3 separate regions of the Mus musculus genome follow, and all the other regions are linked to region 3. A link is a loop called in an ENCODE intact Hi-C map of the cell type or tissue named here. Cell type or tissue: left cerebral cortex. All regions are shown on one strand.

Region 1 (2,500 bases), 250 kb after region 3:
GAATTGCAACTGGAAGAGCATGGGTAAAGGGCAGAATAGAGTGGGCTTTGGTCCTGGCTTCACCTGGGCAGACAGCATGTTTTGGGGTTTTGTTTGTTTGTTTATTTATTTTGTTCTTGGCCATATCACCCAGCTTCTTTCAGTGTTACTAAGGGCCAGATGCCATTAGGAAAGCAGATGCCTCAGCAGAAACTCAATTCCATTCTTCTTGCAGTCAAGTCTCCCTGACTAGTTAACATAAATCAATGACCAGAATTCAGTAAAAGTCTTGAGTTCTTCATAAGTTATCCTGCCCAGTGCCATTCATTACAGAAATCTTGCCTCTGTACTTTCATGGGACGGTGTCTTAGGGTTTTGCTGCTGTGAACAGACACCATGACCAAGGCAACTCTTGAGAGGACAACATTTAATTGGGGCTGGCTTACAGGTTCAGAGGTTCAGTCCATCATCATCAAGGCAGGAACGTGGTAGCATCCAGGCAGGCATGGTGCAGGAGGCGTTGAGAGTTTTACATCTTTATCTGAAGGCTGCTAGCAGAATACTGGCTTCCATGCAGCTAGGATGAGAGTCTTCTAGTCCACACCCATAGTGACACATCTACTCCAACAGGGCCACACTTTCTAATCCTGCTACTCCCTGGGCCAAGCATATACAAACCATCACTGATAAGTACCTCTGTCAAAGCGAAGTCTTTCCATATCTTGAGGCAGCTGGAGAGAAACATCAAGAATCGTGAACTGTCCATTCAACCAACAGCTCAAACTGCTATTCAATTTAACCAAGTGCAACAGCTGGTTTCAACATCGTCACTTTGCTGTACTCATGCCATTTAGCCATCCTGTCCTCTGCTGAAACTTGGTTCCTAATATGCCCTAACATCTGTGGGAAATCTTGATACATTAATGTTCCTCCCACACACCTACTCAAGTTTTAAAAAAAAAACAAAACCAAAAACAAGTAAACAAACCAACCAAAACAAAAACAAAAACAGGACTATGAATTTTCTAGCTTCAGTCACCAACATTGCAGGGGCCTTCACTGCCCCCTGGTGGAATTGCTGAAAAGTGTTCCTGAAAATGTTTCTTTAAAAGTCTTCTTTATAGGTAAGAATCAGCCCAAGAGAAATCAGCTCTCTAGAATCCACCAACTGAAAGATCAGGCCGTCCCAATGATCATGCTATTTCCCCACAATATCCCCCCCTATGTTAACTCATGCTATAGAGTAAGTTGCTCCAGTTGCTGACAGCTTTGCCTGTCCCAGCATCCAAAGAGCATCCAAAGAGCATCCAAGGCACTCCAGGTCAATTATACTGGTGGACTGAAATGTGCTCAACTAAAGAGCCCACACAAAACATCAGTAAACCCACTACACATGTCAAAAGTTGGTTTCTTAGGCTAAAACTTTTTTTTAATTAGATATTTTCTTTATATACATTTCAAATGCTATCCCAAAAGTCCCCCATACCCTCCCCCTCTCCCCTACCCACCCACTCCCACTTCTTGGCCCTGGCATTCCCCTGTACTGAGGCATATAAAGTTTACAATACCAAGGGGCCTCTCTTCCCAGGGATGGCTGACTAGGCCATCTTCTGCTACATATGCAGCTAGAGATATGAGCTCTGGGGGCACTGGTTTGTTCATATTGTTGTTCCACCTATAGGGTTGCAGACTCCTTCAGCTCCTTGGGTACTTTCTCTAAGCTAAAACTCTTAAACAGGTAGAAGTTTATGCTGACCTTGAATTTGTGTATCTATTAAAAAACAAAATTGGGGCAAGCTTGGCAAAGTAGATAAATGTCCTATTAATTCCTTTTCTTTTTTTTTTTTGTCATTACCCAAAAACCACTTTGAGTTCTGTTAAAAGAGTTGGATTCCCTGCTCTGCAATTCCACTGCGAGCATGAAGCACGGGAGAGCAGCAGGAGAGAAGCTACCACCGGAACCCTCAGCAGCAGTGACTTGTTTTCTGAGCCCATGGGTATCAACCCTGGATGCTCTCAGCAGATTCATCTGGAAAGCAAGCTGTAGTTTTGTCCTTAGTATTATACGTTTATGTTATTTAATGCAGACACTTGAGATTTCAGAGGAGAGTGAAATTGTTTTTTACCAATGAGTAAGGTTTCTAAGTAAACTGTAAACTTTTGGGGAACATGTTTTTACATTATTGGCCACGAAAAATGTTCTTTTTCTCAATTGACACTGGTGGGTTTTTTTTTTTTCAAGATTAAAGTTATGCAGTTAGCTTAGGTTTAAAAGGTGATTTTATGTGGGAAATCTAAGTTATAATAAGGTTGGTTACAGTGTTTCCATAAAGGCAAGTTAAATGTGCCTAGTACATAGTAGGATAGCAGGTCAGGTACAAGGTCTTAAATCGAGGAACATTGTTGACTTGGCTGCAAGACCCAAAGGATTTCAATCTCTTTGGGGTCAAGAGATACGTTTTTCAAGATGTGTATCAGCACAGTGCCCCCTTTTGACTCTATTTTATGCACATGTGGCCTG
Region 2 (2,500 bases), 160 kb after region 3:
AGTGGGTCAGTGGGTAAAGGTGCTTGCTACCAATCCTGATGATTTTGGTCCCTGACTCTCACAAGTTGTCCTTTGACCTCCACAATCATGCCATGGTGTGTGTGTGTGTGTGTGTGTGTGTGTGTGTGTGTGTGTGTGCGTGTGTGAAATGAAGGTGAACATAAATTTTCACCTCATATCCCCCCAAAAGCAGTAATAGGGTGACATTTTGTTAGGCGCTCAAATGTCTAAATGATTTTGCCTCGTGCAGCAGAGTGGATCTCATAGTCTGTTACTGAAGATTTGATTCATTGGAATTAGAAACCTCAGTGATATCAGGCAGGCATAAAGGCTATGAGCAGTCAGACCCCTCAGCAGGAAGCTGAAGCAATCAAACCCAGGCAGAGATGAAACCGAACTGTGATGTTGCTCTGGTGAAGCACGAGTCACCCAGCCAGTAAGACTGGGTAAGAGTTGCCCCTCAGAGTGCTGTAGCAGGGCAGCTGCTTGATCTTTTTATCCATCTCAGCCATACGTGGGTAAGTTACCACAGGAAGGGATGAGAGAATTCTTGGAGTGCTTCAAATGGGGTTGTTTTTATTTACATAAGCAAACTCCATTTGGGAGTTTCATAAAGTTGTAAGGGGGACTCCCTCTCAGCCATTCTGAAGGTTCCCTCTTCCTCATACTATAAGTTTTCTACAGAACAGGTTTGTCCTGTCATAATGACATAGATCCCCAAATACATTATTGAAAGAATCACACGTGTGATTAACTGGCTTGCTTTGCTTTCTTTCTTATAGAACCCAAGACTACCAGCCCAGGGATGACACCACCCACAAGGGGCCCTCCCACCTTGATCACTAATTGAGAAAATACCCCACAGCTGGATTTCATGGAGGCATTTCCTCAAGGGAGGCTCCTTTTTCTGTGATAACTCCAGCTTGTGTCAAGTTGACACACAAACCCAGCCAATACAGTACCTTATCAACTCTCTACTTTAAAAATTGCAAATATTCAGAAGGCAATATGTAGCATTTAAGCACTGTTTATTAAATGCTGGTAAGTTACCTTGTAATTAATGTTGTTGCTTTGCTGATAAGTTAGCTGTTATTACTGTTACCTGTTGTCTATAGATTAGACAACCCACTCCCTTAACTGCCCATCCTACCAAGTCATTGTCTGCGAAGATATAGGAGAGAGCATTACTGCCCTCTGGTGGAAATACTGGATGGTTCCAAGAACATCTCCAAAAGAACGACTTTTACAAGTCGTAACACAATGTCCTCCAAGTTTAGAAAATCCGTTTCCTAGCAAACACAGAAGTGGATGATCACAGTCAGCTATTGGATGGGTCACACGGCCCCTAATGGAGGAGCTAGAGAAATTACCCAAGGAGCTATAGGGAACTGCAACCCTATAGGTGGAACAACAATATGAACTAACCAGTACCCGGGAGCTCTTGTCTTTAGCTGCATATGTATCAAAAGATGGCCTAGTCGGCCATCACTGCAAAGAGAGGCCCATTGGACTTGCAAACTTTATATGCTCCAGTACAGGGGAACGCCAGGGCCAAAACGGGGGAGTGGGTGGGTAGGGGATTGGGGGGGGTGGGTATGGGGGACCTTTGGGATAGCATTGAAAATGTAAATGAGGAAAATACCTAATTAAAAAAAAGAAAAGAAAATCCGTTTCCTTGGTGGGCTGTGTCACTGCTCAGTGGCATGACTTCATTTTGACTGCCTCTGTGTTTTCTCAGCTCCTGTCATCCTCCTTAACATTGTATGCAAGCATGTAATTCTCAAAACATAAATAAAAATAAATTTAAGTATCGTGGCACATCCTTACTATTATTGTAATACATTTTGAATATTTTATTATCTTAATTCTATTGTAACAATTATTTTAAAAGCATTTTTTGGCGGGAATCTGATGCATTGTTATTGAAGCAGTCCCTTATAGGATGAGTATAGTTAGCTACAATGTGAGCAAACTTGTGAGAGTTGAGATGCAACACCAGAGCTTCTTCCATTAATGTTATGGGGCAAACTGTCACCGTTTCTGGGCATGGAATTTCCAGCTGCCTTGAGCTCTCCTTGCATCTCTGGCCTAGGTTGATGGTGCTACGCTTTCATTTTTGGACAGTATCATGTCATTCATAGATCCTTCTTTTGTGGAAAGTGGCAACTTAGTAACAGAAGCAACAACCCAACCAAACCAAAAGCCAACAACATTAACGAAAAACACCAAGGGAGTTCTGATAAGCAGGTAGAGCACCGACTGCTTCCTATTCAGTTACAAGCTCAAGACTTTAAATTTCCTTTGGTTGTCTTCTAGTCATATATGAAAAATGAAGAATGTTCATTTTTTTAACCTAAAGCCATAGCTCGTGCTGTGACTTGAAGGTGTGAGTCTATTCCAGCTGTCTTACAGACACCTGTTAGATGATTTTTTTTTTTACAATGTGGATTTTTAGTACAGATTATAAACAGTTTATCTTTGTTTTAAACTAAAAAGTTCA
Region 3 (2,500 bases):
GTTCTGTGTCATTTGACCCTCTGGGGGGGAGGAGGGGAAGGTAACGTCAGCCAGTACCACAACTAGTCCCCACTCAGCATGCAACTTCTCACCAGCGCCAAGCCTCGTGGTACCTGGAGCGCTAGCCAAGTGCCACCAAGCTCGGATGGAAGGAAGAAAAGAGAGCCGCGTCCTCACCTGCAGGACACTGACACCTCCACTCGTGTGGCGGGGATGGCCGCACTCAGCTGGTTCAAGTCCCCGATGCCCGTGGCGCTGGTGTAGCGGCTGTCCATCTCGAGCTGAGGAACGGAGCACTTGTCCCGAGCCCACATCCAAGCTGCGGCGGGCTGAGCGCTGCTCGGAGCGGAGCTCCGCACCGACGGGAAGGGGTGAGGGTGGAGGCAGAGGAAGGAGGCGGAGGCGGCGCGGGAAGGGGAGGGAGGAGGCGGACCTCGTCGCGAATCCGGCGACCGAGCCAGTCCTGGCAAAGCCGCCTCGGTCTCCCAAGTGGCGCTCCGGGCTGCTCCCGCCCTGGGGCAGCCCCCGGGCGGTGACTGGGTCTGCAGCTCGGGGGCTCTGGGCGTAGGGCGCAGAGACAGTAGGTGACCCGGACAGACACCGCGCCGTCTAGTGGGAGAGCCCCAGGCGCCGGCGATTGCCCCCCGCCCCAGCTGATATGCTCCCCACTTCGGGCTACTGGACTGATGTGGTGGTGGGGCAAGGGATGGCCACCAGCCTTTGACTCCTGGTGCAGAGGGGCGTGCCAATATATGGGGCAAGCTTGGGTGGAGTGGACGCTGTTGGGACAATCGCAGCGTTATAAGAGAGGTTTCAATGCGTCTGCCATCCCCTGCAACTTTTAGGCGAGGGTCTCCTTAAGGCAAGATCGGCGCCTTGCAACGCACTTGCCAAACCGCAGGGATTTCTGCCCTGAGGCCCGGGAGGTCGTAATAATAACTTATAATCTAGCTCCTCCTCAATCCTGCTCCTCAAGACCTGAAAGCAGGGCAGCGTAAAGCAGATGAGCAGCTCGGGTGACCGGGGAGTTTAGCAAATAGATTCCTGGCGGCGCGACTGGGAGTGGGCAAGACGCGGGGCGCCGCCGCAGCTTGCCGGGTAACCCCCACTTTCCTGCGCACACCTGACCCGAGGCGTCACTGCGGGTCTTCTGGCGATGGCCGCCAGGGGGCGGTGGAGAGCAGGGCGCCCAGCCTCAGGAGGGAGCGTGGCTGGCTCTAGCCCTGGCTCACCTGGAGAATCCTGGGCTTGTGACTGGTCTCCCTTGTGGTATTTTAATCCACTTGGAGCCACTTCCTTAAAGAATCTGTGTGGTTGCAGGGGAAATAGAGTGTAGATGCTTGCCGCTCTTCCCTGCCCCAAATGTTTGCGTCACTTTGGTCTTGTTTGCTTTCCCTGGTCGCCCCGCCCTCCCTTCACCACCCCTTAAATCCACCAGTTCTGTTTTTCTTTCTCTTCCCCCTATCACAAATTAAACTGCAGCTGATGACTAGAATTTTCCCTCAAGCTCTCTTATTGATGCCTGAAATTGATTTGGTGGAGGAGGTCTAGAGGGTTTTTTTTTTTAAGCAAACTAGAATTTTATTTTGCAGGCACCTCCTGAAGAAATAAAAGGTAAGGACTTTAGTGCTCAACCCAGAGGCCTTCTCCGAATTTTCCACTTTATCTAGGTCCATATGTGTGTGTATCTGAATGCATTGATTTACATGCACAATAGCATGCAGGTATTTAAAGTGTGCCCTCTGATGGATTACGATCGGTATCAACCCGCTAAACCATCACCACACCAAAATAATAAACCATTCCCTCGCCCCAAAAGCTTCTTGTGTCTCTTTTGTAATCAATCCCTGCTTTCGCCATTAAAACAACACTTCATCTTTAATTTAAATACCACAGAATATGGCACACTCCATGCCTAACCCGGTTTCTTTCCGTCTGTAAAATTCTTTGCAGTTTCATCTACGATAACAGGTGCATCAATAGTGAATAATCTTCCTTTTAGAGACTTGCCACAAATTGGTCACCCACTCATCTTGATGAACAGTGTACTTGCCCCTGGGTTTGGGCTATTACATACGAGACTGCTGTGAACGCTGGCATATGGGTCTTTTGTGGGCATAAGCTTTCATCACACTGGGCAAGTAGAAATAGAATAGCCAGATGAAAGTGGAAGAGTACACGTAATTTCTTAAGAAATTACTGAATTGTTTTTACAAACTAGTTTTACTATTTTCTATCCTAAAGTAATATATGATGGCCAATTTTATCTATGAGAGTTTTTTTGTTTGTTTGTTTGCTGTTTTGGTTTAGTTTATGCCCATGTCAATGCTAAAAACCCTTGGCATATATATATATATATATATATATATGTATATATATATATGTATATATATATATTATACACACATACATACATATATAAAAATATATTTTGTTTTCTTCTTGTAATTTTAGTTTCAGAATTTACATTTGGGTCTATGGTTTCTTTTAAAGAATGTTT

What was found. Hi-C counts contacts between places; a loop is a spot of excess contacts. Peaks named below come from ENCODE experiments on the same cell type or tissue, not always from the same donor. Only the 100,000 strongest peaks of a DNase experiment are listed, where the experiment ranks them.
Region 1: it touches region 3 in a loop (10-fold over the local background); 8 of 42 quality-filtered maps call a loop at or near these places.
Region 2: it touches region 3 in a loop (12-fold over the local background); 14 of 42 quality-filtered maps call a loop at or near these places.

The regions. Positions count from the first base shown.
Region 1 is chr15:90,928,206-90,930,705 of GRCm38, forward strand. No RefSeq gene overlaps it. Among named protein-coding and RNA genes, the nearest start is that of Gm36618, 13 kb to the left of the region's middle. In left cerebral cortex, a CTCF peak has its summit at 1,047 (motif pointing left); a DNase peak (open chromatin) is centred at 1,065.
Region 2 is chr15:90,840,481-90,842,980 of GRCm38, forward strand. No RefSeq gene overlaps it. Among named protein-coding and RNA genes, the nearest start is that of Gm36618, 74 kb to the right of the region's middle. In left cerebral cortex, a CTCF peak has its summit at 1,197 (motif pointing left); a DNase peak (open chromatin) is centred at 1,208.
Region 3 is chr15:90,678,991-90,681,490 of GRCm38, forward strand. It overlaps Cpne8 (copine VIII), which reads right to left and starts at 398. Exons shown (of 20, transcript NM_025815.2): 1 at 178-398. The coding sequence starts at 314. In left cerebral cortex, a CTCF peak has its summit at 1,167 (motif pointing right); DNase peaks (open chromatin) are centred at 312 and 1,171; H3K4me3 peaks cover 1,484 bases; H3K27ac peaks cover 1,448 bases.